Linked DNA regions of Homo sapiens: all the other regions are linked to region 5. The links are chromatin loops, found by intact Hi-C in ENCODE. Cell type or tissue: Calu3. All regions are shown on one strand. Region 1 has its middle 11 kb from the start of TEX101. Region 2 overlaps PSG4 (pregnancy specific beta-1-glycoprotein 4). Region 3 overlaps PSG4 (pregnancy specific beta-1-glycoprotein 4). Region 4 holds the start of PSG9 (pregnancy specific beta-1-glycoprotein 9). Region 5 has its middle 22 kb from the start of PSG2.

Region 1 (5,000 bases), 320 kb after region 5:
AAAAATCCTGCAAGGATTTTGATTGGGATTGTTTGAGGAGAATTGACATCTTAACGTTAAGGAAACAGGAGCATAGGAGAGCCAGGGTGACACCATTTTAAAATCAACCCTGTCGTAAAACTAGCAAGGTACGCTCTTTGCCAATCACAACCCACGGTCATAAGATGTTTACAGCTAAAGAAGCAGTTTATTAATGCCTGCAAGGACAAACTCCTGTGACAGAAGAATGTCCAGATGTCCCAATATCACATAACAATATATACTTTCAAGACAGAGTCATGCTTTGGTGTACTTATGCACTAAAATGCCAAGAATAACTTTTATTTATTTATTTATTTATTTATTTATTTATTATTTTTGGAGATGGGGTCTCGCTCTGTCACCCAGGCTGGAGCGCAGTGACATGATCTCAGTTCACTGCAACTTCTGCCTCCCCGGCTCAAGCAATCCTCCCACCTCCCACCCCCACCCTCCAGTAGCTGGGACTACAGGCGAGAGCCACCACACCTCACTAATTTTTGTATTTTTTTTGTAGAGACAGGACCGCACCGTGTTGCCCAGGCTGGTCTCAAACTCCTGGGCTCAAGCGATCCTCCCACCTTGGCCTCCCAAAGTGCTGGGATTACAAGCATGGTCCACTGCACCTGGCAGATAACTTTCCTTAAATCAGCAAAATAATAAATTTTGTCATGCTGTCAGCCCACTCACACATAGACATAACTTAGCTTAGCTTTTATATAGATAAGACCCCTGTATAAGAAGAGTTTTTAAAAAAGGACAATGCGGCCGGGTGCGGTGGCTCACGCCTGTAATCCCAGCACTTTAGGAGACTGAGGCGGGCAGACCACGTGAGGTCAGAAGTTCAAGACCAGCCTGACCAACATGGAGAAACCCGGTCTCTACTAAAAATACAAAATCAGCCGGGCGTGGTGGCGCATGCCTATAATCCCAGCTACTCGAGAGGCTGAGGCAGGAGAATCGCTTGAATCTGGGAGGCAGAGTTTGTGGTAAGCCGAGATCGCGCCATTGCACTCCAGCCTGGGCAACAAGAGTGAAACTCTGTCTCAAAAAATAATAATAATAATTTTTAAAAAGACAGCGCATTCTTTCTCTTGCTTTCTGAGGCAACCCTACTGTGTAACTAATGAGCAACTCTGTTGCCACCGCACTCTGTGACTCACCTTGAATTCTTTCTTGCATAAGATCCAAAAATCCTCTCTTGGAGTCTGGATCAAGACCCCTTTTTCCAGCGACATTAATAATACTGTGTCTTCTTCCCCATTCATACCATATATCTTTTCATTTATTTCACAACAGTGCTGAAATAAATGAAAAGATATATGCTATGAATGGGGAAGAAGACACAGTATTATTTCACAGTGTGAAATTTCCTTCAGCATTGTTGTGCTGTTTCCAGTATACAGGTGTTGGCAGGGATATAGAAAAACTGGAATGCATATATTATGGGTGGGCACCTGCATGAGATCCCAAGAAACAGCAACTAGGCCAGGGTGACTGGAGCAGAGGAAATGAGGAAGAGCATCTTAGGAGATGTGGTCAGAGGTAACGGGAATACAGATCTCAGGGAGCTCATAGGCAACTGCACTGACTCTGGCTTTTATGCCAGGTGAATTTGGAAGTTGTTAGAGAGTTTAGATCAGGCTAGGTGTGGTGGCTCATGCCTGTAATCAATCCTAGCACTCTGGGAGGCCAGAGTGGGAGGATAGCTTGTGTCCAGGAGTTTGAGACCAGCCTAGGCAACATAGCAAGATCCTCATTTCTACAAAAAATTTTTAAAAATTAGCTGGGCATGATGGCATGCACCTTTGGTCCCAGCTGCTGAGGAGGCTGAGGCAGGAGGACTGCTTGAGCCTGGGAGGTTGAGGCTGAAGTAAGCTTTGATCCCACCACTGCACTCTGCCTGGGTGACAGAGTGAGACTCTGTTTAAAAAATAAAGAAAGACAGAGAGATTGAGGGAGGGGAGAGAGAGAGAAAGGAAGGGAGGAAGGGAGGAAGGAAGGAAGGAAAGAAGGAAGGGAGAGAGGGAGGGGGCAGTGCAGAGGGAGGGAGGGGAAAAGAAAGAGAAGAGAAGAGAAAAGGAAAAGAAAAGAAAGAAGAAAAAGTTAGTTTATGTCAGGGTGTGATACGATGTTTTGACTTCTCTTGTCTAAGGAGCCCTCTAGCTGCTATGTTGAGAATAGTCTGGAGGAAGACAAAATTGGCAGTGGGAGACCCACTAAATTGCTGTTTGCCACGTTTTTAAAAGCTGAATAGCTTAGATCAGTAGTTTAGGAGATCGACAAGACTTGTTTTCTGGTCACAACGCTGCTGACTAAAACAGGATTTAGTCCAGACAGGATAAAGTGAAGAAACTGGACAAAACCAGCAGATGACAGCAAAAGTGACCCTAGCTGCCCTCATTGCTCATTAGCTCAAGACACTGCCCCCAGCACCATGACAGTTTATAAACGCCATAGCAACGACCCAGAAGTTACCACCCATTTCTATGGCAATGATCTGGAAGTTGCTGCCCTTTTCCTGGAAACTTGTTAAATAACTCACTCCTTAATTTGCATTAATCCACACCTTAATTTGCATGTAATTGAAGTGGCTATAAGAGAATATAAATGTAGTTGCCAAGGGTTCACAGGTTGCCAACTCTGGGCACACTGCCAATGAGTTATCCCTGCTCAGCAAGGAGCAGTACCATTCAATAAAAGATTACTGCCTAATACCCGGGGCTCGCCCTTGAATTCTTTCCCGGTCAAAGCCAAGAACCCTCCCAGCCTAAGCATCATGTTGGGGGCCTGTCCATCCTGCATCAGTTTTTTTGTTTTGTTTTTGTTGCTGTTGTTGTTTGTTTTTGTTTTGTTTTGTTTTGAGACAGGGTCTTGCTCTGTCACCCAGGCTGGAGTGCAGCGGCACAAACGCAGCTCACTGTAGCCTCTACTTTCTGGGCTCAAGTGATCCTCCCATCTCAGGCTCCTGGGTAGCTGGGCCTCCAGGCACGCACCACCAGAGCTGGCTAATTTTTTTTTTAATTTCGTAGAAACAGAGTCTCACCATGTTACTCAGGCTGTGCTCAAACTTCTGGGCTTAAGCGATCCTCCCACCTGGGCCTCCCAAATTTCTGGGATTACAGGTGTGAGCCACTGCACTCAGCGTGCATCAGTTCTAACTACCAAATTGAAAGGAACTTAGAGGAGAAAAGAGCATGTTAAATGCCTGTGGGGATGGAACTAGCAAAATCCAGATTATGGAAGCTGCAAGACAATGACCTAACTTTGTCAAAACATAAATTTGAGAGAAGAAGAAAAAAAAGTAAGGGAAGCTATAGTTTAAGAGGAACTTAAACACACAAAATCAAATGCAATTTGTGGACCTTGCTTGGATCCTGGCTTGAATAATCAGATATAAAATAATACTTTTCTGATACAGCTAAGAAAATGCATTCATTGATTATTTAATGAGGTAGGTATCTTAAATTCTATTAGATATGAGAACTGAGATCATGTATTTCAACATGACTTACCTGTTTGTTTGACTTTCAAAAAAGCCTTGCCTGGAAGGATAAGACTGTAAAACAATAAAGAACTCATTGTTTGCTTCAGGAAAATAAAAAAAAAAAAAAATTTATCTAGGCAAACAATTTGCTCACCTGGGCATATAGCTCTCCTCTCAACACATGGCTCAACTGGGCAAAAAGCTCACTTATCAGACAATAGTTTGCTTCTCAAGACTTCTCTCAAGACCTCCATTCTGTTGTGTTCACCAATTCTAAACTATCGTCTCATACTTTTTATCCAATTTTATTTTATTTTATTTTATTTTACTTTATTTTATTTTATTTTATTTTATTTTATTTTATTTTATTTTATTTTGAGATAGTGTCTCGCTCTGTCGCCCAGGCTGGAGTGCAGTGGCATGATCTCGGCTCACTGCAACCTCCGCCTCCTAGGTTCTTTCCTGACCTCAGGTGACCCGCCTGCCTCAGCCTCCCAAAGTGCTGGGATTACAGGCGTGAGCCACCGCACCCAGCCCTTTGCCCAATTTTAGTCAGTTCCTTGCTTTAAAGAATTACCTCAAATACCCTTACATCATTTTCCCCTTTGTGACACTGTTGAGACACCACCGAACTTTGTTCTCCCTTGCTGCAATTGGCCTTATAAACTCTTACTTTGCGTGATCAATGGGTTTCTCTGGTAGTCTTTGCAAGAAAGTCAACCATTAATAGATACGCTGATTTCATGACATGTTTATTTTAATTTTTTTATTTTCTTGTAACTTTATCGTCACAGAATGTGGCATATTTATTTTTTAAAAGGGAGAGGCTCAGCGGATCCAGTGGCTCATGCCTGTAATCCCAGCACTTTGGGAGGCCGAGGCCGGTGGATCACTTGAGGTCAGGAGTTCAAGACCAGCCTGGCCAACATGGCGAAACCCCATCTCCACTAAAAATACAAAAATTAGCCAGGCGTGGTGACGCATGCCTGAAATCCCAGCTACTCAGGAAGCTGAGGCAGTAGAATTGCTTGAACCCGGGAGGCAGAGGTTATAGTGAGCTGAGATTGCACCATTGCACTCCAGCCTGGGGAACAGAGCAAGACTGCATCTCAAAAAAAAAAAAAAAAGGTTGGGGGAGGCTTATCTTTTTAAAACTATATATACAGAATGGCTGGGCATGGTGGCTCACATCTGTGTTCCCAGCATTTTCGGAGGCCAAGGCAGGCGAATCACTTGAGGTCAGGAATTCAAGACCAGCCTGACAAACATGGTGAAACCCCGTCTCTACTAAAAATACAAAACTTAGCCAGGTGTGGTGATGGGTGCCTATAATCCCAGCTACTCAGAAGGCTGAGGCAGGAGAATCGCTTGAACTTGAGAGGTGGAGGTTGCAGTGAGCCAAGATGGCACCATTGCACTCCAGTTTGGGCAACAGAGTGAGATTCCATCTCAAAAAAAAAAAGAATATACATATATATATATATATATAAAATCT
Region 2 (5,000 bases), 95 kb after region 5:
TTTCTTTTCAGCATCAGATTAGTAGGCAAAAGTGGGAGGTGATAAGCCAAAGATATTCTTGCCCTTTTTTTTTCTCTCACCACGTTTCTAGCTTGATGATTAGTTTTTGGTCAATTCCATACTGGCCATGCTGCACTCATATATTTTTTAAAGCTTTGGGATGTGAGAAAGGCTGATTGCTATTTTCTGTCGTCAGAACTTTCCACGTTTTCATGGTTGCCTCTTTTTCTCAGTGTTTCTGTTGTGGCAGTCATTAATAAGAGCCTGTCAGGTCAGATTTAGGACAGAGTTTTATAATTCTGCAAAAAAATGTTACTGGGATTCTGGTAGGGGTTGCATTGAATCTGCAACTAACTTTGGGTAGTATTGTCTTTCTAACAATATTGATTCTTCCAATCCATGAAAATGAAATGTCTTTCCATATATTGATATCGTCTTTAATTTCTTTCAGCAATGTTTTGTAGTTTTCAGGATATAATCATTTGACCTTTTTGATTAAACTTACTCCAAAATATTTTATTCCTTTTGATGTTAATGTGAATTGAAATTATTTCCTTAATTTCCTTTCAGATTGTTCATTGTTAGTGTATAGTCTAAAGAATGACCTAGAAAGAGTGAAGGGGACAGGCAAAAGCTGGTGGTTTTGGAGCAGAAACATATTCCCTGTGCTGGGTTTTTGATTTTCCCTCTCCCTTTGCAGAGGGCAGGTGGCTTTTCCCTGATAGCTAGATAGACTTCACTGGAAAACATATTGCCAATGCTCCAGGGATCCACTTACCAGGCACTATGATCCTCTTGATTATGAGATTTGTTCCATCAGTGGCTGAGTTATGGATGAAACAGACCTAAACCCCTCTATATGTTTTAGTGATTTGGGGGATAAAGCACACTTGTGCTGATTGCTGGAACTTCCCATCAATCAGCCAAGAATGCTCTGCCAGTGGGTGAGAGTCTGTGAGGCAGGAGAGATTGGGGAATTCCCCTGTATGGTAATAGGTGTATGAGGAAGAAATGGTGGGGGCATCCAGGCCATCTGGAGCAAAGAGAATAAAGTCACAGGTGACATTGTCAGAGGGAAGGGAAAATCCTGGTCTGTGGAAGGGCCACAGTGACCCTGTGAGCCAAGTCGCAACACTGAAGTCCCAGCCAAATCCCCGCTGTGTTCACTGATCTGGAGCCTGAGACCTTCACCTGTTTCTCCCATCACAAGCTGTGGAACCTGAGTCTCCCATGACAGGAGCAGCCTCTTTTCTCCTATTGTGGATCAAGCCTAGGCCTACTCTGGTTTGCCTGGGGCAGAAAGTCATGGCCAGCTTTGATGTCTAGGGGTAAAGGTCTCTGTACTTGGACCTGAGAGGGACTGAGAGGCCTGGCCTCTGGCCATGTGTATTTGGGATGGCAGCCTGGCTCACAGAGGAACAGAGGATACTCACGGAGGAGATTCAGGGTGACTGGGTCACTGCGGCTGGCACTCACTGGGTTCCGTATTTCACATTCATAGGGTCCTGCAATATACTTTGTGACACCAAATATAAAGAGGGTCCTGTTGGTTTTGGACAGCTGCAACCTGTGAGTCATAGGGAGGCTCTGACCATTCATCCACCACTGGTAGCTTGCGGCTGGAGTCGCAGGATCACAGGTTAAGATCACAGCCTCCATGGCCTCCCTGGGATTTAAGTTGCTGCTGGAGATGGAGGGCTTGGGAGTCTCCACTGTGCAGAAAACAGAGAGAGGTTTGCCCTGTGTGGCATCTTTGATTCTTCCAAAGGCATTTTTCAATCAGAGTTGGCATTTCCCACCTCTCAGCCCACCCAAGTCCTTAAAAGCCCATGGAAGATGTGTGTGTTAAAGACAGATGCATGGCAATCTGAGAGCTCAGAGATTGTGAGGCTGCCTGCTTTATGTGGGAGAAGCACAGACTTTCTTAGGTGTGAATTGAGCAGCAGCATTGGGTCATGGAAAGACACAGGACCAGCAGTCACAGACCCGATGCCTCTCTGAGTTCCTCCGTCTCCAACTGCCTGCCTGACCCACCTTGTGGTCCTCACTTGGAGCATGCAGTGCTGGAATCTTCTTAGTTTCAGTCTTACTTTGCCCCCCGAGGTATGTTTTCTCTGCAGCTTCCCTTTCCAAGGACATCCTAGAGATGGATGATGGAACTTCCCATTGTCCTTAAACCCTTTGGGTACTGGAAAGCCTGACCTGGGACTGGGTACTTCAGCATAAATAACACAGGGGAGACCAGAGTCAAGCCTGGAGGTCAGTTCAGTCATCAGGCAGTGGAGCCACAAGGTGGCGCAGTTTTCCCAGGTGTCTCATGGTGACTGACTTGAGCCAGTGACCTCTAAAGATAGAGCAGAGTCCAAGGAATGACCTACAAAGAGTGAAGGGGACAGGCAAGAGCTGATAGCTTTGGACCAAGACCATGTTCCGTGTTCTGGGTCCATGATGCTCGCTTCCCCCTGTAGAGGGCAGGTGAGGACCATGTGGATCTTTCTAGAAATACATGTGGATGTTTGCAAATGCAGAACTGACTGGTGGAAAGGGCGAACATGAACAGATGATGGAAGTCTGGCCCTCATGGACCATATGCGTTTGGTGGATATTAGACCAATATTTGGGAAGAAGTCTTGCAGATACTTTCTCTCATTAGACATTCTACTCTCTGATTCTGAGTTTGACTACTCTATGTACCTCATATAAGTGGATTCCAGAGTGAATCAGAGAGTAGAATAGTAGTTTGCAGGAGTTGGGATCAGGGGAATAGGGTGTTGTTCCATGGTTGTGCATTTTCAGTTATGCAGGATGAGGAGGTTCTAGAGATCTCCTGTACAGCTTCATGCCTATAGTTCATACAGATAAAGTGCTCCTTATGCAGAAAGGTTAAAACAAAGTGTTTTCGATTTCTAATTTTTTTATTTTGGAATATTTGCAGTACATGTACTGGTTTAGCATCCCAAATCTGAAAAATTTAAAATCCACAATGCGCCAGTGAGCACTTCTTTTTAGCATCACATCAGTGGTCAGAAGGGTTGAGTTTTGAGCATTTCAGATTGTGGATTTCTGGATTTGGGATGCTCAATTTGTAATACTGTAATTTTCCCGTAAAAAGTTGTCAGGAATTTAGACCTCATGTTGTGTTCTGACTCTAGTAACAAAAAAAAATTTGGAGGAAACATTAAAATGTTTTCATAAGTGGAAACTTTTACTGATGATCCAGACATCGAAGATCAATTGCTGGTAGTAGTATTTCTCTTGAGACCAAAATAAGGTTTAGGTGTGCCGTGAATTCCAGCAGGATCACATTATGCTCAAAGAAAGATGCCAAAGGTGATTGGAAATTAGCAGCTCCTTAAGTAGAGAGAGTCCCATTAAAAGGACAGAACTGGTCAGTGCGTCAATTACATAAAGGGAGGAAGGATGCCAAATTAAAAGAAGTGATGTGTGTTATGTTAGTAAATATAGAAAGAACTCCCTGCTTCTAATTTCTGTGCAGAGTTAGGAAAAATGGGGAGGACCCCAAAACAGGTATGTGGAATGCTTTCTTCATTTTCTGTTAAGCTCAGGAAATACCACTAAAGTTTAAGTTTGTGTGAAATAGGAAGAGTCTAAGTGAGATGCCAATGGCTCGTGTGTCTGCCCACGTGAAGAAATCCAACTTATGAAAATGGCATCATCATGAGGAAACAGTTGTATGTGGCACAGGCAGTAAAACCATCAGATAGCACCCACCTGGTCACCTCCAACTGGTCCGCAACACCACCAGTATTCCCATTATGTGTATGTTACAGCCTTTGTAGTTGTCCCACAACTACAAAATTTAAAAATTGCTATTGTCAAAAAAAATATTAAATATGAAGGCGAATATGTTGTTCCACTTTTTTTTCCCCACCCTTTTTGAACTTTCCTGTTTCAGTTTTGGAAGTTTCTATTGACACATCCTCAAGCTGGGGGTTCCTTCCTCAGCTGTGTGCAGTCTACCAGTAAGCATCAAAAGCATTCTTCATTTCTCTAACAGCATTTTTTTTCTGAGACAGAGTCTCGCTCTGTTGCCCAGGCTGGAGTGCAGTGGCATGATCTCAGCTCACTGCAAGCTCCACCTCCTGGGTTCATGCCATTCTCCTGCCTCAGCCTCCCAAGTAGCTGGGACTACAGGCATCCGCCACCAAGCCCGGCTAATTTTTTGTATTTTTAGTAGAGACGGGGTTTCACCATGTTAGCCAGGATGGTCTCCATCTCCTGACCTTGTGCCTGCCTCGGCCTCCCAAAGTCCTGGGATTATAGGCGTGAGCCACTGAGCACAGCCTTCTCTGAGGGATTTTAATGAGTTGTTGACTTTTTACTTAGTGTTAGAACGGAGTCACAAATTTTAAGCTTGTTATATGCCTGACAGGAAGCCAGAAGTCTCTAGGAAGTGACAGGAGAATGTGAGCTGCATAGCAGGTTGAGGATGGAGTCCCAAGTGATACAGGAGAAATGAGTCCATGTGCTTTGGGGACTGCAGGCCTGTCCAGCCTCTGACACCCTGGTGAGTCAGTGCAAAGATTACAGCAGTGACAGCAAACTAGCATGTCTGAGTCCATCTGGCATCTAGTCTCAGGCTGGCTGTCCTCACTCGTTCCTGGGCATAGGCCAGGCTAACCTTGGGAGGAATTTAGTTTATGGTTTGACTTTGAAGCAGGAATGATAATAGTTCCTCCATAAAACTAACACCCTTACTTTGCCCAGGGACGGCCTTTGTCAAACTAGTGAAAGACCATGAGATTAAGATTATAGGAGGGAACCGAATTCTGCTAAAATGTAGGCACAGTTTATGTAATCCCTGACTGCTCCAGTGTCATTTGGCAAGAGTTTACAAAATTTGTAACTAATTGCTCCTATAGATAACATCACTATTGTAGAACGCGAGACTGGTCTTTTGAGATGTTTCTCATTCTTTTGCATTCTGGCAACCGGCTGACCTCATTCATACCTATGACTAATGGCTCAGCCAGTCATGT
Region 3 (5,000 bases), 88 kb after region 5:
TCAAATGAGAATTCTATGATTAGCTTTTTGAGGAACAGGAAAACTGTTTCTCCTAGTGGCTGTACATTTTTATATTCTCACCAGCAATATATGAGGATTCGAAATTCTACATAATGCTGCTACTTGTTATTTAACATTGTAAAAGAATGGTAGCCAGTTTTGTAGGTGTGATTGGTGTCTCATTGTAGCTTTGACGTTGTATTTTCCTAATGACTAATGATGTTGAGTATCTTTTCATGTCCTTCTTGACTATTTGTATATCTTCTTTGAAGAAATGTCTATTTGAGTCTTTTGCCCATTTATAAATTGGATGGTTTGTCCTTTTGTTATTGAGTTGTAGCTAGTTCTTGATATTATCTGGACATGAAAACTGCCTATATGTGGTTTGCAGATATTTTCTCTCATTCTGTGCCTATTAATTATTTTCTTGATAATTTCCTTTGATGTACAAAAGGCTTACATCTTGATAAAGCCCAATTTATCTTTTTTTCTTGTTTCTCATGCTTTTGTATCATATCTAAGAATCCACTGCACATTTGAGATCATCAATACTTACGTCTATGTTTATTTTAAGATGTTTTTATGGTTATAGGTCTTATATTTAACTCAGTGATCAATTTTTTAGAGAATGGTTTGATATCGTGGGAGGTAGAATTATCTAAATTAACTGTTTTGCATGTGGTTATCTAGTTGTTTCTGCACTATCATTTGAAAGGAGAATTGTTCCTCCATTAAATTGTCTTGATACCTCCTTCAAAGAGTAATTGACCATAAGTGTCAGGGTTTATTTCTAGACTCTCAATTCTATCCCATTTGTCTTTATGTCTATCTTTTGCCAGCAGCTTCTGTTTTAATAATTGTACTACTTTGTCAGTTTTCAAATAAGAAAGTTCAAGTCCTACAATTTATTTCGGCAAGATTGTTTTGGCTATTCAGTGGTCCTTTTTGAAAGGTGGGAAGGCCAGTGTTTCACAATTGGGAAAGCCTTTTCTGTCTTCTTCAGGGGGAAATTTGGGAGAACCTTCAAGAAACTTATTCTAAGTAGGTAAACTGTCACCACTTTATTTGCTGAAGTGCTATGTTAAAGTGTGCATTGCCTCTTGTGGAAGAATTGTGAGACCCTGGAAGCACTTGCCCATGTGGTGAGAGACAGTAAATTCCACGATGAGGGGGGAAGGGAACATTGTTTTAGGACACCGTGTTGTTGGGGAGTTGTATACATCTCTACTTATTTATGTCTCTGTACAGTGGGTGTAGGGACCAGCCCCACAGGGTCGGTGGGTTTTTCTCCACATGTACAGAGATGAGAGATTGTAGAAATGAAGACACAAGACAAAGAGATAAAAGAAAAGACAATTGGGCCCAGGGAACCACTACCACCAAGACGTGGAGAACGGTAGTGGCCACGAATGCCAGGCTGCGCTGATATTTATTGTATACAAGACAAAGGGGCAGGATAAGGAGTGTGAGCCATCTCCAATGATAGGTGAGACCACATGGGTCACGTGTCCACTGGACAGGGGGCCCTTCTCTGTTTGGCAGCTGAGGCAGAGAGAGAGAGGAGAAAGAGCTTACAGCATTATTTCTGCTTATTAGAGACTTTTAGTACTTTCACTAATTTGCTACTGCTAACTAAACAGCAGAGCCAGCTGTACAGGATGGAACATGAAGGCAGACTAGGAGTGTGACCACTGAAGCACAGCATCACAGGGAGACGGTTAGGCCTCCGGATAACTGTGGTTGGACCTCACTAACATCAGGCCCTCCACAAGAGATGGAGAAGTAGAGTCTTCTCTAAACTCCCCCGGGGAAAGGGAGACTCCCTTTCCCGGTCTGCTAAGTAGTGGGTGTTTTTCCTTGACACTGAGGGTACCTCTAGTCCATGGTCCACTTGGCAACAGGTGTCTTCCCAGACGCTGGTATTACCACTAGACCAGGAGCCCTCTAGTGGCCCTGTCTGGGCATAACAGAAGGCTCGCAATCTTGTCTTCTGGTCACTTCTCACTATGTCTCCCCAGCTCCTATCTATTTATGACCTGGCTTTTCCTAGGTTATAATCATAGAGCGAGGATTATTATAATATTGGAATAAAGAGTAATTGCTACCAACTAATGATTAATGATATTCCTATATAATCATATCTAAGATCTATATCTGGTATAACTATTCTCCTTTTATATTTTATTATACTGGAAAAGCTCGTGCCCTCGGTCTCTTGCCTCGGCACCTGGGTGGCTTGCCGCCCACAAGTGGGCATCTCCGTTGGACACAGTAGGTTTTGAAATCCTTGTTTATTCTCTGGGGTCTGGGTCTTGGCTTACCTGTTAGCTGCAGCTGAAAGAGGTGTCTGCTAAGTCAATGACACCTGTGGGGAGAAGAAGGATTCAGCAGAGTGAAAGTAGCTGGGACTCAGAGAAGCCAGGAAAGTCTGACTCTTAGAAACTGTGGGTCAGCAGATGGGTGTCCTCAGGGATAAATGGGCCATGCCGGTAGCCACTGCAGTGAACTGGAAGAAGGTAAGGGATGCTGGGTATCCCATGTTCTCTCTCAGCTCTGCAGCTGAAGATTTGGGCCCTGGGCTAGTACAGCCCTGCAGCAGGGGAAGGGTATACAGGAATGGCTGCATATCAGGACCAAGTCCATGTCATCTTCTTAGGCATTGTTACTGCAGATGGAGGATTCTGTTCAGAGACCTGGCCTGGACACATGGGAGGGCCCACCCCATTCTTTTAAAATTATTTTAAGAGAACAGTATTAGCAAATGTGGTACATGTTTTATTCTGCTAGAATCAGTATTACTGTCACGTTTTACACTGTATCTCTTAGGAAATGGTGAGAGCCATCCACACAATGTGCATTTAAAGGAGACTCTACTATAATTTCAGCTTTCCTACTCTTTATAGAAACCATCTTCTCTGCAAACACACAGGCAATATCTCTGTGTTCATTTCTATTGGGAGCCCTGTATGCAAGATGGAGAGAGCCACATTTCCCCTGAGATGTTACGTAAAAGTTTGAGGTTGAGATGACATATCTGACACTCTGTTGTTACCCTCAGAAGCTACTACATGTGAAATTCTAATGACTGCATTATCCTGCCAAGTGAAAGAGGCAGGCATGAGCAAGGACGGTTAAGAGGGGTGGGAGCCTTATCATGATGGGGAGTCTTGTTCTGACATCTTTGGAAAAACTGTCCACAGTGTGAAGTCATCAACTTGTTATCCTGGTTTACAGTTTGAGTAGCTGTTGTTATGGTGTCGAACATTTTGGTGAGTTCTGAGTGGCTCACATGTCAGGTACAAGGGTTTTCCCATGAAATTTACATCGAGTTGTCCACCTCCAGCTTATAGGGCTTCTGGAACAGAGTGGGTCTTGCTCTTCGTGATTCCATGGGAGAAAATGGAATTGGAGGAACTAGTAGAATTCAGGGTAATATCCAGTCTACAGGTGGATAATAAAAACACAGAAACAATGAACAGAGCTGCAATCTCATAACCGGTGTACTACAGTTTTTATTTTCCACATAATTTTTCTCTCTATGGGCATCTCTAGTTTTACCAATGATAATTTCAGTAGAATAAGTTTGTTTGCAAAATAGGTTGAGTTTCTTCAAACGTGGTCTGATTCTTTACATAAGTGCAGCAAGAGTAGCAATAGACCATGTAGGCGCTCTTTTAGAATTTTATTTGCTCTAAGTTTTTATAAGGACTCTCAGATTAAACTTTTACAAAACCCTTGAGAATAGGAAGCCAAACCAAGGCTGACTTCAGACTTTGCCTGCAGTTCATATTGGTTCATTCTATCTATATTCTTGAATATAACATCCCAGTCAAAGCCTTGGTAATATAACCAATGATTTGAAATGTGTCCTGTTACAAAGAGAGCAGATTGTTACTGTACTTGTGCAAATATGTGTATTACCATAAACATATCAATACTCATGAATAGTTGCCCAATTCTGGGGCAGTCAGGTAGAGAGCAAAAGTAAATGTTTCAATTACGGTTCCCAGAAGTATAGTTTATTGAACTGCTACAAGCTATAGATAGATTAAAAGAAAAAAATTCCATAAATCTAGAAAACAAACCATTTAAAGAATCAGCAAATTTTCAAATAAAAATCATAAAAATATTATCCTCAATATTGTCAATTATTTCAATGAAATCAATGTTTCTCCTGCTTGGTCTAGGCTGGGAATTTTAAGAAGATATCAGCCTGTTTGTTAAAGTTTTGGAAGTTCTTAGACAAATTGGGAGTGTTCAGGAGTAGAATTTGGGATTTGCTTGTGCCCATGGGACACAGGCTGGGAATAAAAATGTTTTCCTCACTCTTCCCTGAATGCCAGATAGACTCCACCTAAATCCCTATTGCCAAGGATGCTGGGATCCACTTACCAGAGACTTTGACTGTGATGGATTTGGAGCTTTCCTTGCCAGTGGCTGAGTTACGAACAGAGCAAGCATAGAGCCCACTATGCTTTGTAGTTATTTGGGGGATAGAGAGCTTTTGTCCTGATAGCTGAAACTTCCCATTAATTGTCCAAGAATATTGTGCCCGTGGGTTAGACTCGGCGAAGCAGGACAAGTAGAGGTTTTCTCCTGAACGGTAATAGGTGAATGAAGGGTAAATGCTGGGGAGGTCTGGACCATCTGGCGCAAAGAGAATAAAGCCATAGGTGATGTCATCCGAGGGAAGGGGATGTTCCTGGTCTCTTAAAGGGACACAGTTACCCTCTAAGCCAAGACACACCTTCAAGTCCCAGCCAAACTCCCTCTATGTTCACTGAGCCGAAGCCTGAGGTATTCACCTGTTTCTCCCATCACAAGTTTTAGGCCCCAAGTCTCCCATGACAAGAGCGTCCCCTCCCCTTATATTCTTGGTTAAGGCTGTGCCTACCTAGGTTTTCCCAGGGCAGGGAGTCATGGCCACCTCGGATGTCCAGAAGTAAAGGTGTCTATACTTGGACTGGAGAGAGACTGAGAGACCTGGCCTCTGGTGGTTT
Region 4 (5,000 bases), 170 kb after region 5:
CTCTTCGCATGTCTGTCTTCCTCCCCATGACAGCGTGAGCTCCGTGAGGACAGGGACTTTTGTGATCCTGGTTGCACCCCAGTGCCTGGGACAGGCTGCAGACTCCTGTAGATGTGAGAGTTCTCAGGGCCCTCCATGCCCTGGGTGTTTTTTTTTCCCCCAATTGTTGAGGTTTTTTGCTGAGGATAGTGTTTCATGTCCTGCTTATATTTTTATTTGAAGTGTCATCTGATATAGTTATTATTATCATTTTTCAAAATGTGGTGGCCCCGGATGATTAATCAGGAAAACAGAACACTTAAGATTTTCCTACCTCTTACCAATTCCGGTTCAATGTGACTTTCCTCTTTTGACCCCTGTCCCTCTCTGGTGTATTTTCCCCTATCCAGGCTGCAACAGAGCCTTCTTTCCTTTTTTTCTTTTTTTTTTGAGACGGAGTCTCGTACTGTCGCCCAGGCTGGCGTGCAGTGGCGGTATCTCGGCTAGCTGCAACTTCTGCCTCCCGGGTTCACATGATTCTCCCACCTCAGCCTCCCGAGTAGCTAGGATTACAGGAGTACACCACCATACCTGGTTAATTTTTTATATTTTTAGGAGAGACTGGGCTTCACTGCATTGGCCGGACTGATCTTGAACTCCTGATCTCGTGATCCACCCACCTCAGCCTCCCTAAGAGCTGGCTTCTTTTATTTTACAACCCCATCCTCTCCAGGAGACCCCATCCAGTCACTCCGCTTCCTCCCCCTGTCCTCTCCCAGGAAGTTCTCTCCTCACCTGTGAGCAGGAGCCCCTTCCAGGTGATGCGCTGTGTGCAGGAAGGGGCTGGGAGGGGCCCCATGGTCTCTGCTGCCTGTGTGTTCTCCTCTGTGGAGATGAGCCTGGGATCCAGAAGCTGTCTGAGCACGGCTGTCAGCTGTGCTGTCCTTCCTCCTTCTGTGCTGAGCCTCTTCCCGGGGCAGGAGCACTTCTCAAGCTCATGGGCGGGGTCAGTCCCAGGACACCTCTCTGTCCCCTTCTCTCTCAGTCCTGCCTCCTTGTCCCTCCTTCTGTTTTTCCTTTTGTCTGTGTTTCAGGTCCCTGGGAGTTGTGGAGGCCTCTGCCTTTTTCAGCAGTGATTCTTTCACCAAACCTCAACACACACTTTGTGCAGACACACACACACACACACACACACACACACACACACAGAAGAGACACACACAGACCCACACAGTCAGGCACATACCCTGCAGGTTGGGCAAGCACAGTCCTGGGCCTCAGCCTCCTGCTGTCCCCATGGCTCTGGGTTGGGGTGCACATTCATGCCTTTTACCCTCTTTCATCCCCATCTGGCTCTCCCCTTCAGTGCAGGAGGCTGGAGATGCACCAGGTCCCTGTCACAGTGACACCCCATTGTGCTGTGGGTGAGCTGTGTGTTGCCTGGTGAGAGGGACCCTTCCTTTCTCTAATCGTGTCAAGCTTGACTGCAGCTTCCAAGGATGGACTTTCAGGACCTGGGTGTCCCAGAGGAAACTGTCCTTCCTGGAGGTGTGCAGGGTGAATCTCTCATGCCTCTTAGGAGGAGAGGCCTGTGCTGGTTGCTCAGTGGGGGCTGTGAGTCCCATAGTCAAAGGGACAGTTCTCTGTCAGTCTATGGCTCCCTGGGGTCTGGCGGCTGAGCTGGAGCTCAGGGTTTCTCATGTTCTCCCTGACCATCTTTGATGTCCTCTCTTCTCTGCCCAGCTGATTGTCCTGTGGTCACCACACCTTCCCCGTGGTGGTGCAGGAGGAAGTGGGGAGTTACCCAGGAACCCCGCGGGACATGGCTCATTGAGACGCAGGAGGGGGAGCCTGGGACAGAGCAGGGGTTCAGAGCTGGAGAGATTCATCCCGACTTACTCCGTGGCCATGATGGGCTCAGCCCTCCATGTGCTGACACACCCAGGGGTCTGTCCTGAGGGTTTTGACCTGGCCAAGCTGCTGTCTGTAGAGGAGGAACAGGCAGTGACCAGAGAGGCTCTCTGGAGGGACGTTGCTCACACCTGAGAGGGCGGGTGGGGGTGAGTTGTGTTCTGGGAGCAAAGAGCAATAACACCGCCCTTCTCCACGCAAGTACACAGGAGAGGTCTGTCTTCCCAAGGGACAGCTGGGGGTAGGTGGCCACATCCCGGATGGTACCTGTGAATGACCATCACACGCTCTCTGAGCCCCCTGGGGTGCAGGGGGCAGGCAGGTGACAGGGTGCCTGGCTGATTCCCGGGGAGGCTGTGGGCCCTCAGGCAGCCGCTGTTCTGTGTCGGCGCTAGGCTTGGCCTGGGAAGCCCCAGAGAACAGGACAGATGGAGCAGGGGCAGGCATTTAGGGAGCAGTGACAGAAAGAGTTGATGAGGATGGAGAGAGTTCACGAGGGGAAAGCGCCCAGTGTGGCGTCGCGTGCACCAGCGCTGCCCTGGGAGATGCCTTTAGCTGGGCCCAGGGAAGGAGCAGGTGTGTGGGGCAGGAGCTCCCTGCAGAGGGAGTGGTGTTAGGTTGGCGGCCGCCAGGTCAGGGAGGAACTGACAGAGTCCGTGTGGGGAGCATGGAGGGTGCTGAGGACTTGGGCCGAAGTGACCCTGGTGAGGGTGGACCCTGCTGGGCTGTGGGTTCCGCTGAGGGAGGTTGGCATCCCCTGGGAAGGCTCCAGGCTGGGAGGGACTCTGTCGCCCTCTGGTGGACAGGGAGGGAAGTGTGAACGGCAGCAATCCCAGGCCAGGCTGCATGTTTTATTCCACTTCACACGAGGTCACACATATGTTATGTTACAGCTCCTTCACCTTCCAGCCCCGTGAGTCCCAGTCTCTGTGGCTCTACGTTCACTGTTATCCCTCTTTCACAATCAGATGTCCCAAACGCAGATTTTTGTCACCTTCTGTGAGTTTGTGTTTGTGTGCAGTAGGCAACACTGTGAATACCCTGGGGGCAGTGATGCCTGGGGCTGAGCACTGCACATGGGTTTGAGAGCAGAAGAGGGAGCAGCAGGGTGGGAAGATCAACGTCAGGGGGGCAAGGACAAGTCATTTTCATTTTCTCACTCCCAGGGACCAGAACCCAGGATTCTGACTCCAGGGCACAGTACCACACCCTGCTGGTGTCCCTGGATGTCATGATGCTCATAGTGTCATGTTGCCTTGGCATTCATTTTTTAAGGTGTAAGTTTATTTGCCTCAAATCAGAGGCAGGGCTTGGTCACCATGGTAGTTTTCAATACTGTGTCTGGTTCAAGTGGCTCCAGTTGGTGTCCAGAGATAAAATCTTAGAGGCATCTCTCCTGCTTGGTGTGCTGGGCTCCCCTCTCTCAAGCTGCTTTCTTTAAACTGATAATTCTGACATTCGCCCTCACATTTAAAGTGACTACCTCTCAGTCACAGCGTGAGCTCCTGGTCCCAGTGTTTGCTGCTTGCTTTGAACACATCCATTAAAGCTCCCTGCTGGAAACCTGTCAGATAACACCCTGGACTTAATAAAGCCATTCGCTTACAGGTCTCTTCTCTCCTCCCTGCATGGGGTCACTGACCACTGTGTCTGTGGTCTCCAGGTGTGCCGAGTGCTCCCTAGTGTCTGGAAGTAGTAAAAATACTTACATTTTCACGTTGTGGTTGTATTGCTGTTGCCTCACATGCCATCCAGGGCCTGACATTGAGGCTGCCCTATGGGACCTGTGCTGGTTGAGCCCTTGCTGGAGCTCTTGTTTTGGGGCCTTTGATTCTCCTGGGGACAGGAGCTTCCAGCTAATTTGATTGAAATACTGATGTGTTTCATTGACACACTGGGTCAGATGATGTATTCATGGGCTTCAGCTGCCATAACAAACACCTTAGCTTGGGTGAACGATATAATAGAAATCTATTTTTCACAGTTCTGTGAATAATGTGCTATTTCAACCACTTTAAAATGCACAATCAAGTGAAATTAACCACATACACAGTGTTAAATTACCATCACCACTATTTTCCCTAGAAAATTTTTATCATTTTAAACTGAAACTTTGTATCTTTTAAACAATACCTCCTTGTATGTTCCACCCTAGACTTTGATCATCTCTACTCTGTCTCTATGAATTTGCCTATTCTTGATGTCTAATATAAATGGAATTATACACTTACGTTAATTTGTTTCTGACATATTTCACTTAGCATAATATTTCCAAAGTCCATGCATGTTCCAGTGGGTATCAGAGCTTCATTCCTCTTTATGGCAGATTAACATTCTGTTGTATGTGTCACCATATTTATTTATTGATGTGTTGAGGAGCACTTGGATTGTTTTCATATTTTATATTTTGTGAATAATGCTGCAATCAACATTCCCATGCAAGTACCTGTTTGAGTCCCTGGATTTAATTCTTTGGGTATATACCTAGGAATGGAAGTTGTTTCAAATGAGAATTCTATGATTAGCTTTTTGAGGAAAAGCAAAACTGTTTCTCCTTTTTATATTCTCACCAGCAATGTATGAAGATTCCAAATTCTACATAATACTGGTACTTGTTATTTAACATTTTAAAAGAATGGTAGCCAGTTTTGTAGGTGAGTTGTCGTGTCTCATTGATGCTTTGACTTTGTATTTTCCTAACGACTAATGATGTTGCGTATCTTCTCATGTCCTTCTTGACTATTTGTATATCTTCCTTGAAGAAATGTCTATTTGAGTCTTTTGCCCATTTATAAATTGGATGGTTTGTCCTTTTGTTATTGAGTTGTAGCTAGTTCTTTATATTATCTGGACATGAAAACTGCCTATATGTGGTTTGCAAATATTTTCTCTCATTCTGTATCTATTAATTATTTTCTTGATAATTTCCTTTGATGTACAAAAGGCTCACATCTTGATAAAGCCCAATGTATATTTTTTTCTTATTTCTCATGCTTTTGTATCATATCTAAGAATCCATTGCACATTTGAGGTCATCAATATTTACATCTATGTCTATTTTAAGATGTTTTTATGGTTATAGATCTTATATTTAACTCACTGATCAATTT
Region 5 (5,000 bases):
GGAAGAAAACTGAGGATAATAAGATGTTAATTTTTTGGTGGTATTTTATAGGAAATCCATTAGTGGTAAGAAAATGCCTTTTATTTTAAATGGCAGCATGAGCATGAAGAACTAAAAAAGCATACTTGGAATCAATGTAAATGTTAGCTACCTTTCTCTTGCTTAATTTAAGTACCCTTGTAAGAACTATTTGTTTAGCTGATTGAGCACCTGCACCTGAAGAGAGATGTTATTTAGAGTGACTACTGCTTATCCTGCCTTATATATTTCTTGCTTTACCAGCTGTTTGCTAGCTAAGCGCTCCCTCTAGAGGAAAGTAATTTTGCCACATTAAGTGGAGGTGTAAACCGTTTTTTCCTAGGGTTAATTTGGAGACTTTTCTGACTAGTGGAGCTATTGTGACAGTGGTTTGGAAGCAGGTGTAAACAATAGGTCCTCCTAATTGTAAAGTACAGGTTGAGAAAAATATTGTATTTGAATTTTTAATGAGACACCCCTTATGGTTGTGCTATGGGAAGAGAGGAGGCCTGGATAAGAAAGGAGAAAAGAGAGAGACTGGATCTAGTGTTTAGAAGGACGTCTACTTTCTTTCCTATAATTTCCAGAATCACCTGTGTCTCCTGTGCTGTAATGGCAGTTTCAGCTGCTGGAGCCAGGGGTTTGAGCCCCAGGACCCATCAGTCCTGCTGGACAACTGTGAGACTGCTTCTGAACCCAGTGACCTCCATCTCTGGGAGCAGTTGCATCTCCAGTGGTCTCCACCACAGGCTGGACAGGGTCAAGGTGGCTTCCTCTTGCTCTTTGGACACTCCTTCCTAAAATGCCCTGGCCTGCCATACCGAGAGCAACTAGTGGATACACCTCTGGGATCCTGGACTTTGCAACTCTGCAAAGCAGCTACTAGAGGCTTTGTCCTTCTCTTGAGCTTTCTCTCTTTCTTCTGGGCCTTCTCCTGGTCCCTATTATAAAAGACTGAAGTGGCTACCCTCAGAAGGTTTTCCAAGGTGCTATCTGCTACTATAGCTTGCATTTGTAGGTTCCTTCTAATATTGGGAGATTTCTATATAATAAACTTATCTTTTAGAATGGGCTGTCACTTGACTGAATCAGGAGATAAAAAGGTGTGTGCTAATAGTGCCCTTCTCAACCTATCCATAAAGGCTGCAGGATTCTCATCTGGCTTTTAGTCTATCCTAGACAGTTTAGAGAAATTAAGAGGTCTAGCCTTAGTTTTTCTTTTCCATTGATCTGCAGAGCTATTGGGGTTTCAATCAGGGTTGTCAAGAGGTACTGCTTCACTTCTTATTTGGAATGGTGTTTCTGCTATTTCTTCACTTTCCATATCTCCTTCCTTCCCTTTTGGTGTATTATAGGAGATATGTTGCTCATCTCCAAAATTCTCTGCTGCTTGCAGAGCTGCCTATTTTTCAGCTACAGTTAGGGTTTGGTTTAGGAGCAGCATAACATCCTTCCATGTGAGGTGAAACACCTGACTTAAATTCTGGAAAGCTTCTATATACCTATCAGGATTGTCTGAAAATCAGCCTAAGTCTTACTTTATTTGCCTAAGGTCCTGTAATGAGAAGGGAACTTGGAAGGATCCCAAATTATGGAGTTTCTTCTCAGATGGTTCCCTTGGAATTTGCTTTTCTAATTCGAGGGGATTATTCTTTATAGGCCTGCCTGATATGGCTGTTAAAAAAATCTGGGTTGCTGTTACAATGCTTGTAAAGGTTTAGTAAAAATGTCCTGTCATTGTGCAAAATAGAATGAGTTGCTTTTCTCTTCAAAGTCCTGAGGTTAAAAGAGTTCTAGTGCCTCAGAGTGCACTCCAGAGGGGTGCAAGCTGAAGATGCTCTGTTAGCCATCTAGAAAAAGAAGTGAAAATAAAAGTGTCCTTATAGTCCTCCTCCTTTCATTGTGACCCAGAGTGGAGTGGAAGACAGTGGGAGCATCCCCCCAACTGTTTTCTCTCCTTGGCTCCTGAGTCCTGGCACTGTGTAAAATGTGCCGCCCATGGTTCTAGGTGTGGCCTTCTAAGCCATGGAACTGGATAAATGAAGTGATGGGATTAGCCACACTTTACCCATGTAACCTTAGCTTATCTGCCTGTGATCTGCCTGGCTTCCTGAAAAATGGATCTCTGGAGAAACTGTAGCAGTTGCCTTTGAGCAAGCTTTCTTTAACAGATGGAATGTGCCAGTTTCCGGTTATGGCCCGTGCTAAAACATTTTCCCTCAGAAAAGTGGTCCTGGTTAACTCTGTTCTTAAAATGCCCTTACTAATTAAATCGTGTTCTAATTGGAGATAGAATAAGTACCTTAAATGAACATAGGGACCTAATGGCAGTTTTTCCTGCTGATGGGACAGTATCAGAACTAAAATTTGGCTACGGAAGACATTTTACTCCTAACTGTTGAAAGCAGAGCTTCCCCATTCACAGAAAGGGCTTTTCTATCAGTGCAAAAAGAGAGAATTTTAAAAGTGCAGTGTTATGGCAGAGGACCAAAAATGTGCCTCATGAGGAGGATTTCTGCTTCCACTAGGTGACACTGTTGGCTTAGAAATACCATGTGCTTACCAAAGGAAGGAGAGAGAGAGAGAGGAAGGGACCTATTGGGTTAGTTATTATAGCATTTACCGATCTTTCCTAACAGAACTGTTCCCTGAACTGTAAAAATTTGCACATATTGCATACACAGAAAGAATAGGAGACATAGAGACCATGGATAGAAAGGAAGAACAAATTTGCAACAGGATAGCAAATTAGGAGACCCATTACTAACATCTGGATGAGCTGCTGGAGGCTGTGTTCAATCCAGAAGCTTTTGAATAACATCAGGGTGTGTCCTGGCCAGAAATTCTCAGCTGCTCCAGGACATCCCCCAGCCTCATGTGATGGTGAGGTTCTCCATGAAAGGAAACTAGTTTGAAGAGAACCTTGAAATTAAAGGAGAGATTTGAGGTTTGCTCCATACTCACCATTCTGATGTTTCTATCTTCTGATCACAATCCCGGATAAGAACTCCCAAATAAAATGGCTCTGTTTGGGAATCTATCCATGGTTCTTTGTCACACACTAGAAAGAATTCAGGACATGGAAACACATAAAGAGTGGGTTTAGGAGTGAAAAATTTAACAGATAAAAAAGAAGAGAGAGAGAAAAAGCTTTTTCATACTGAGAAAGCAGTCACCTAAGAGAGGGTCTCCAATTTGGGGTGGAATGCAATTGATTTTATACAGAGACTTGAGGAGGCACTGATTGATTTACATAGGGTCCAGGGGGTTGTTTTGACCAGGTGTGCTGTTTACATAGCCCGAGAAAAGACTGGTCCTCCCACAGTAATCTTTTATTATGCAAATGTGACTTCTACCTGGTGGTCACCATGACACCTGCACTTGTGGTGACAAGGAAAAAAGAACAGAAACCGCCATATTGGGAGTACCTGGCTCTTAGTTGCCTGCATCTATATATGCATATCTGTGCTTGCAGCCTGATCATTCAGTATTTTTTCTGTTAGAAATGGCTTGGGGGCTGCTTTTTATTAAAGGAAAATTCCACCAAGAATTCTTTTACCCTTTCTAGCTGCCTAAAAATAATTTCTCAATAACTCCTGTATTAGGACCCCTTTAGGAAAACAGAAAAGATGACACAGACTCTCCTGTAGGGGATTAACCATAGTTTTCTTTTCTCATGGAATCCCAAGAGTTGCAAGTGAATAGATTTCTCTCAGGTCTAAAACTCTGTTCTTCTCTCCGTTGTGTTACCTGACCTCTTTGCCTTTTACATTACTTTGTACTGTAAAAATATTTGACTTGTGTGTGTAATGATTGCCAGGTCAGTGGTAAGAGCTATGGTTTTGAAGGTGACTAACAGTGGTTATAATAAATTATTCTAGCTTCAGAGGGCTACTCATTTCTTTGCATGTTTAGATACAAAAGACACAGTTTAAACAATTAAGGAAATGCCTTTGTAGCAAGGTACTCTGTGGGAGTGTTGCACAGTATGGTCCTCATTGCATTTTCCTCTTCTTGGGGACCTGGGATTCAGTGAAATCCTTGATTTTTAATGTCTAAATGTTGTCCCTTCCAACTGGTTCTCTTTTTTACATATTTAAATGATTAGAATCTAAAAATTGCATAGACATTGTTGTCCCTCTTCCTTAATGGGCTCTATCTTGAGCACAGTGATTCAGTTGAAGAACAGAGACCAAATTAAAAGCTACATCTTTTAAGAAACAACAGGTGCTGGAGAGGATGTGGAGAAATAGGAACACTTTTACAGTGTTGATGGGACTGTAAACTAGTTCAACCATTGTGGAAGTCAGTGTGGCAATTCTTCAGGGATCCAGAACTAGAAATGCCATTTGATGCAGCCATCCCATTACTGGGTATATACCCAAAGGATTATAAATCATGCTGCTATAAAGACACATTCACACGTATGTTTATTGTGGCACTATTCACAATAGCAAAGACCTGGAGCCAACCCAAATGTCCAATAATGATAGACTGGATTAAGAAAATGTGGCACATATACACCATGGAACACTATGCAGCCATAAAAAATGTTGAGTTCATGTCCTTTGCAGGGACATGGATGAAGCTGGAAACCATCATTCTCAGCAAACTATCGCAAGGACAAAAAATCAAACACCACATGCTCTCACTCATAGGTGGGAGTTGAACACTGAGAACACATGGACACAGGAAGGGGAACATCACACACCAGGGCCTGTTGTGGGGTGGGAAGATGGGGGAGGGATAGCATTAGGAGATATATCTAATGTTAAATGATGAGTTAATGGGTGCAGCACACCAACATGGCACATGTATACATATATAACTAACCTGCCCGTTGTGCACATGTACCCTAAAACTTAAAGTCTAATAAAAAATAAATAAATAAAACCCCATGGTGAATTTCTATTATTTTTGTGTTACCTTGGCATCTTTTTAATCTTCCTTGAACACACCAAATTTTTTCCTGAAAGAGCTTA

The links. Peaks named below come from ENCODE experiments on the same cell type or tissue, not always from the same donor. Only the 100,000 strongest peaks of a DNase experiment are listed, where the experiment ranks them.
Region 1: it touches region 5 in a loop (5-fold over the local background); 5 of 110 quality-filtered maps call a loop at or near these places.
Region 2: a loop joins it to region 5, with 6 times the contacts of the local background. A loop is called at or near these places in 14 of 110 quality-filtered maps.
Region 3: a loop joins it to region 5, with 5 times the contacts of the local background. A loop is called at or near these places in 14 of 110 quality-filtered maps.
Region 4: a loop joins it to region 5, with 4 times the contacts of the local background. A loop is called at or near these places in 6 of 110 quality-filtered maps.

Annotation. Positions count from the first base shown.
Region 1 is chr19:43,423,642-43,428,641 of GRCh38, forward strand. No RefSeq gene overlaps it. Among named protein-coding and RNA genes, the nearest start is that of TEX101, 11 kb to the left of the region's middle. In Calu3, CTCF peaks have their summits at 2,238 and 2,441 (motif pointing right); DNase peaks (open chromatin) are centred at 2,230 and 2,660.
Region 2 is chr19:43,196,564-43,201,563 of GRCh38, forward strand. PSG4 (pregnancy specific beta-1-glycoprotein 4) reads right to left here. Exons shown (of 6, transcript NM_002780.5): 3 at 1,434-1,712. Among named protein-coding and RNA genes, the nearest start is that of PSG4, 6.6 kb to the right of the region's middle. In Calu3, CTCF peaks have their summits at 2,306 (motif pointing right) and 2,520; DNase peaks (open chromatin) are centred at 2,298, 4,548 and 4,988.
Region 3 is chr19:43,189,948-43,194,947 of GRCh38, forward strand. PSG4 (pregnancy specific beta-1-glycoprotein 4) reads right to left here. Exons shown (of 6, transcript NM_002780.5): 5 at 4,393-4,647; 6 at 2,755-3,441. The coding sequence ends at 3,425. Among named protein-coding and RNA genes, the nearest start is that of PSG5, 5.9 kb to the left of the region's middle. In Calu3, a CTCF peak has its summit at 1,974 (motif pointing left); a DNase peak (open chromatin) is centred at 1,934.
Region 4 is chr19:43,268,594-43,273,593 of GRCh38, forward strand. PSG9 (pregnancy specific beta-1-glycoprotein 9) reads right to left here and starts at 937. Exons shown (of 6, transcript NM_002784.5): 1 at 775-937. The coding sequence starts at 838. In Calu3, a CTCF peak has its summit at 2,678 (motif pointing left); a DNase peak (open chromatin) is centred at 2,678.
Region 5 is chr19:43,101,869-43,106,868 of GRCh38, forward strand. No RefSeq gene overlaps it. Among named protein-coding and RNA genes, the nearest start is that of PSG2, 22 kb to the left of the region's middle. In Calu3, no CTCF peak of the experiment used is centred here; a DNase peak (open chromatin) is centred at 2,543.